Regions from separate parts of the Mus musculus genome. Here region 2 is linked to region 1. The links are chromatin loops, found by intact Hi-C in ENCODE. Cell type or tissue: heart. All regions are shown on one strand. Links, peaks and the distances in the headings refer to the core of each region. The heading gives the core; the rest is flanking DNA. Region 1 holds the start of 1700017L05Rik (RIKEN cDNA 1700017L05 gene). Region 2 holds the start of Igfbp7 (insulin-like growth factor binding protein 7).

Evidence for each region. A loop is a pair of places that touch in the nucleus more often than their neighbours do. Peaks named below come from ENCODE experiments on the same cell type or tissue, not always from the same donor. Only the 100,000 strongest peaks of a DNase experiment are listed, where the experiment ranks them.
Region 2: a loop joins it to region 1, with 2.6 times the contacts of the local background. A loop is called at or near these places in 5 of 42 quality-filtered maps.

What each region holds. Positions count from the first base shown.
Region 1 is chr5:77,463,801-77,466,604 of GRCm38, forward strand. 1700017L05Rik (RIKEN cDNA 1700017L05 gene) reads left to right here and starts at 1,688. Exons shown (of 2, transcript NR_131050.1): 1 at 1,688-2,017. In heart, for the core only: a CTCF peak has its summit at 1,296; a DNase peak (open chromatin) is centred at 1,281.
Region 2 is chr5:77,406,393-77,409,196 of GRCm38, forward strand. It overlaps Igfbp7 (insulin-like growth factor binding protein 7), which reads right to left and starts at 1,653. Exons shown (of 5, transcript NM_008048.3): 1 at 1,148-1,653. The coding sequence starts at 1,622. In heart, for the core only: a CTCF peak has its summit at 1,393 (motif pointing left); DNase peaks (open chromatin) are centred at 349, 1,109 and 1,659; H3K4me3 peaks cover 1,317 bases; H3K27ac peaks cover 1,000 bases; H3K27me3 peaks cover 284 bases.

The sequences.
Region 1 (2,804 bases), core at 115-2,614:
TACATGCATGTGGTGGAGGTCAGAGAGGAAGTTTAGGAAATGGGTTCTTTGCCTTCCACTTTGTTGAGGGGAGAGTTTGTCTTGTTTCTGCCACAGCCCTGTGTAGTCCAGGCTGCCTGGTCTGTGAACTTCCGGGTCTGGCTGATTCTCTCATCTCTGCCTGGCATCTTGTGGTGAGAGTGCTGGGATTACAGATGTGTGCCACTGCATCCAGCTGTGTCTCTGTGTGTGGTCTGGCCACTGGGCTCAGGTCAGTAGGCTGGGAGTGACCTATTGCTTTGGTTGTTTTAAACTAATTTTGTTTACTGGGCTTAAAAGGTAGCTCAGAGGTTAAGAGTTGTTTAGAATTTGATTTCCAGCACCAAGACCAGAAGGCTCACAACTACCCGCAATTCCACACTCAGGGCACACAACACCTTCATCTGATCTCTACAGGCACCTGCACTGAGGGGTGCATACCTCTCCCACATATACTCATAATTAAAATAATGAGTCTTAAGAATCGTTCGTATTTATTTTTGACAGTTTCCTCAATGTCTATCATAAATTTTAGTCCTTTTTACACTCTTCCCTGTCTCATCCCCTTCCTTTTCCTGTTGAACCCCCCCCCCCACTTTCCAACAAGCCCCCATCCTACTTTGATGCCCCCCCCCCCCCGTGTGTGTGTGTGTTTGACTTACTGAATCCAATTAAGATTCCTTGTATGGGTGAGAGGTTATTTGGAGCATGTGTGGTTTATCAATGGCTTCTCCACTGAAGAAACCACCCCCACCCCCCACCCCTGTCATGGACTGCGGATATGCTCTGTGGAGAGCCGAAGATACAAGGAGCTCCTCTCTAATCCATGATAAAACGCTGGCAGGCTGAACCTTGTACAGTCCTTGTGGCTCTCGGAGTTTCCTGTCAAGACTATTGGTGACTTTTCGAGCCTATCGTGAAGGAACTTCCCGTCCAGTTCTATCTCCCCATTTACATTGCTCTGGGTCCCGATGTAGCTGATATTTAAATCAGGCCCACGATGCTGTGATGGTATACCGTACAAGGCTCCAGTCTCAGCACAGGGCTGAGCCCTGAACACCTTCAAACATCAACAGTTAGTGACCGAGGCACCCGCCTTAGACCAGCTGAACCTATTATTAGTGAATGGAAGAAGACACAGCCAGCGGACCTTGTATGCTATCCCGAGGGCCTGTCAAGGCCTCTTTCACACTGTCTCCACCAGTCCCAGGCACGGTGGCTTCAGTTTGGAGGGAGCGGTGGAGAGCAGTGTATGTCGAGAGAAACACTGCCCCCTGGCTGCCATCCTGGTCTCTGGACGCTGGGTACTTTCATCTGAAAACCTCAAGCCAAAAGAAACTCAGGTTGATTGTTTCCAGGAGGCAAAAAAAGTGTCCCAAGATGGCTTGTTAGACATGAAAGTGGCCGGCGACTTCTAACTTGCAGATTTTCTTGCTAACAAAATATGATAAAGTTATGTCTCACTGGGGACACAGCTACATATTCATGAAAAAGAAACGGACTGGCAAAAATCCTCTAGCACAGTCTTAGTCATGCTTTCCGTGGGTGGTGGGGTCCTGACGAACTGGTTCTTACACACCCCGTTCTGCTGTCCAGATTTCTGACAATTGAGTATGTATTACGTCACAATGAGAACCCTGAATCCCGCCAACACATTTGCTTACCGAGCGGCAGACGCTGGAATGAACACCAGATGGGGAGGTCTGTGTGAATTTTTGCCACTGTCTCCTTCCCATCCTAGTTGTCCCAAATGAGAGGCCCGTGGGTCTGCCAGAGGAGAGTTCTGTATGGTACAAAGGCTTGGGGGGAATCTGTTCCCTGTCTTTCTACAAAGATGCTCGTCACAGCCCATCCCTGCCAAAGGCTGTCCCTGGGACACATATGATGGTTTCCAGTACTACCCTCGGGTTTGATGATTCCCTAGAGGGACTCTCAGGATCTAGCAAGGCTGTTGTCTTCACAGATATGGTTTGTACAGCGAAAGGATACAGATTAATAGGCATGTATCAATAACTACTATACGGGGTCACTCGTGTGTGTGTGTGTGTGTGTGTGTGTGTGTGTGTGTGTGCATAAGTGATTGATGCTTAGAGTCTTTTGAGGGAAGATGGATGGCCAGGAAGGCAAAGCGTCTAGAAATCATGTCATATGAAGGATATGACAGTATTTAATATGGAAGCAAGAAGGCCCACCTTACACTGCCTGTGTTTGATGGGTTGCCATGGAGAAGCAGAAGCAGACACATGAGGTCTAGTTCTAGAGGAGATGAGGAGATCCAATAAGGAAGGAGCAGGAGGCTGGAGCCTGCAGAGGTGACAGGAGCTCTCTAAGAATTACAAGTGCCCAATGGCAGATCCAGACTTCTAGACTGTTCAGTCCTTGACACTATGAGTGAGAAGATATGGCCCTTTGCAGGTTCACTGGGATGATCTCAGAGGTGCGTGGGAGCTTGGCTGACAGTGGCTCTACAGCTCTCTCTTCTAGTGTGTGCCTTGCTCATTTCTCTTGCTAGCATCCGGTAGGATGCACCATTCACAGCAGGCCTTGGGAGTACTTGGTAGTATTGCACCTTTGAAGGGGTTGCTAATCCCGTGGAATGTAGGAAGCAAAGGCCTCTTAGCCTCTACCTTGTTATCTCCCTAGATTGAAACCTCAGCTTGCCCTAGCCAGTGTTTCTTTTTAGGATGATTAAAGTCTTTGGCTCCGTCTGAACCCATTCATTTTAACTATTCCATTTCCCAAGAATATCATCTCATTACTTTTTCAATGACTCAATATTTTCAGCA
Region 2 (2,804 bases), core at 261-2,760, 57 kb before region 1:
GAAACTCTCAATATTTGTAATGAATTTGTAATGTTCATTTCCCCTCATGATGTGACTGTTGTGCAAGAGCTAAAGGGGGAAAATGGAGGTTTCTGTTGGAAACAGGGATATTTGGTCTGTGATTTTATAAACGGTGGTAATATCCTACATGGGTAACTGTGAGTTATACCACTTAAGGCTTTCAATGGTGAACTTTGAAGCGAATGGCACACAGCCTATTTGCATAGGGATTTCTGGGAAAAACTGTCAAGAAAGAACTGTTCCTTGGAAAGGCTGGAGAAAGCCTGAACTGTGTTCAAGATGCAACAGCTGACATTCCTCCCCTCCCCTCCTACCTTGGCTGAAGCCGGGGCAGCAGCTGCCAGAGCAGGACTCTAACTTTCCCTCGAAACGACTGCTCATGGAAAATGTTATTTCAGGCACTAGGAGTTAAAGTTTCTGATTTCTTTCTTCCCCCCAACCTCAGACTTTTTTCCAACTTCATTTGTGCAAGTTTGGATTAGTATGGGATACAATAGACAAACCCAATGTCAAAGCCATTCCAGCGGAACCTTGCATCCTGTGGACAAATTATGAAAAAACATAACCAAGGCCCGAGAAGAAAAACAACATGGTCAGAGGATTCACAACATCAAAGCGTTTGTGTTTCTTTTAACCCTCAAGTATAATGTTCTAGCTAGGTTACCGCTTGAGAATTGGAAACGCCAGTACTTGAATATTAATATGAACTTCAACTTAAAGAATTATCTTGTTAGTAAATCGACTTTCTGAACATCTTTCCTTTGCATTTTTCTGCTAACCCTGTCTACCCATCTTTCTGTACACACCCAAAAGAAAGAAAGAACGACGAGAAAGGTTTTTAAGAGTGTGGAGGCGTTTGAAACTTGCCCTGCAGGCTAGTTGGGTAAACTGTGCCTCGGAGTCTCGGAAAATCTTTTCTATATTTACACCCGTTACTGCGATTTCTCACTTTCTTGGCGCACACAGGCAACTCCAAATAAAACCATGCCAAGAGAACCAGGGAGGCGTTTCTCCTGGCTCGGGACACCGGGTTAGCCATCAACTCCTCCCTCCCGCGGGTCTCCAGGAATGCTCTGCGGCGGCGGGGGAGGAGGAAGGAGTGGGCGGGGAAGGCGCTGGTGCCCACCTTGCTCGCAGGTGCCCTTGCTGACCTGGGTGATGGCCTTCTCCCCGCGGCTCTCGGCGCGCAGGCTGGCAGCGCGCAGCTGGCAGCCGCTGGGGTAGGTGATGCCGTTGCTGCCGCACACCGGGTAGCGGCTCTTGCACACGCACACGGCGAGGGTCGCGGGACCGCCGGCTGCTGCCCCGGCTTTACCCTTCCGCCTCTTGCGGCTCTTCACGCACTCCATGCCCGGCGCGCAGTGCCCCCTGCCGGCCGCGCCGCCCCCGCACGGCTCACCCTCGCCGCGAGCACACACCGGGCAGCACCCGCACGCGTCGCGGGTCTCACCCAGCGGGCAGCCGAGCCGGGGCAGCGCGGGGCAGGAGGCCGGCACGCACGGGCCGCAGGCATCCGAAGAGGAGGAAGAGGAGAGGGGCAGGAGCAGGAGCAGCAGTCCGGCTGCACCCAGCAGCAGGGCGCGCGGCGGCCGCTCCATCATAAGGTGGCTGGATGCGAGCGCGCGAGTGAGCAGTCCGGGTCCCGGAGGCCAACCCTTAAAGCCGCTGCCCCGCCCGGTGCTCCGTGGGAGCCCTCCCCGGGGCGGAGAGTCAGCCCGCTGCCCGCCCCGCTTCGCCCGCCCGGGATCCGGCCTCCCGCCGTCGCCGTCGTGGGCATCCTCGCTGCCCTGGAGAGCTCGTCCCACGTCCACCATGCGTGCTGACCGGCTCCTGCTCAGCCCCCTGCCCCTGTCCTCACTCTGCAGCACTGGAGGGAACGAGCCTCCCGCGTCCTTTCCTGCTCATTTTCCAGATCCAGCTATTTTTTTTTAAACTTTTTTTTTTTAAACAACTAGGACTTTATGAAAATGCACTGTTTACTTCATTAAATTCTCGTGGGTCTGGGAAACCTGAGTGCTTTGTGGTTACTCTTTTAAGGACAGACTACGAAGGGAGTAGCGTTTGTGTCCTCTTTGGCTACAGGGCTGGTTTTCGATGTCATGTTCTTCTTTTTGGAACTTCATAATCTTGCTCTTCTCTCGTATCACCCAAGCTATCTGATGCTGAGTCGTTTAAAATTCTTTTTAAAAGTTATGGTTCTAGACTTATTTGCTTTTATTTTATGTGTATGGATGTTTTGGCTGCATGTATGTGTACATTATGTGTGTGCCTGGTGCCTCCGGGGTGGTGGTGGTAGGGTAGAAGACCTGATACCCCGTTACTGGAGTTATAGACAGTTGTTAGACACCTTGTGTGTGCTAGGAATCGAACTCAGGTCTTGGATGTGAAGCCAGTGCTCCCTTAACTGCTAAGCCATTTTTTTTTAAAAGCATTTTTATTTTGTGTTTGTGAGTGAGTATGTATGTTTGTGGGTCCTCGTGCCAAATATGTGGAGGTTAGAGAAAATCAGCTGTGGGGCAGCTGATTTTCTCTGTCTACTATGTGGGTCCTAGGGCTTGAATTCTGCTTATCAAACTGGTTCCCAAACCACTGGCCTGGGTTAGTATTTAAAACACACAGAGAAGACCATTTAGAGGAAGGCTACTATTGGACCTGCGGGGACACTGGTCTTGTGTCCTGTTTCTTTAGGATATTTAGCAGTTTAGTGCTCACACATGTGGGAAGCCGTTGCAGAGTGGCAGTTACAGAGTGGCAGTTGCAGAGTGGCAGTTGGCTACTGCTGG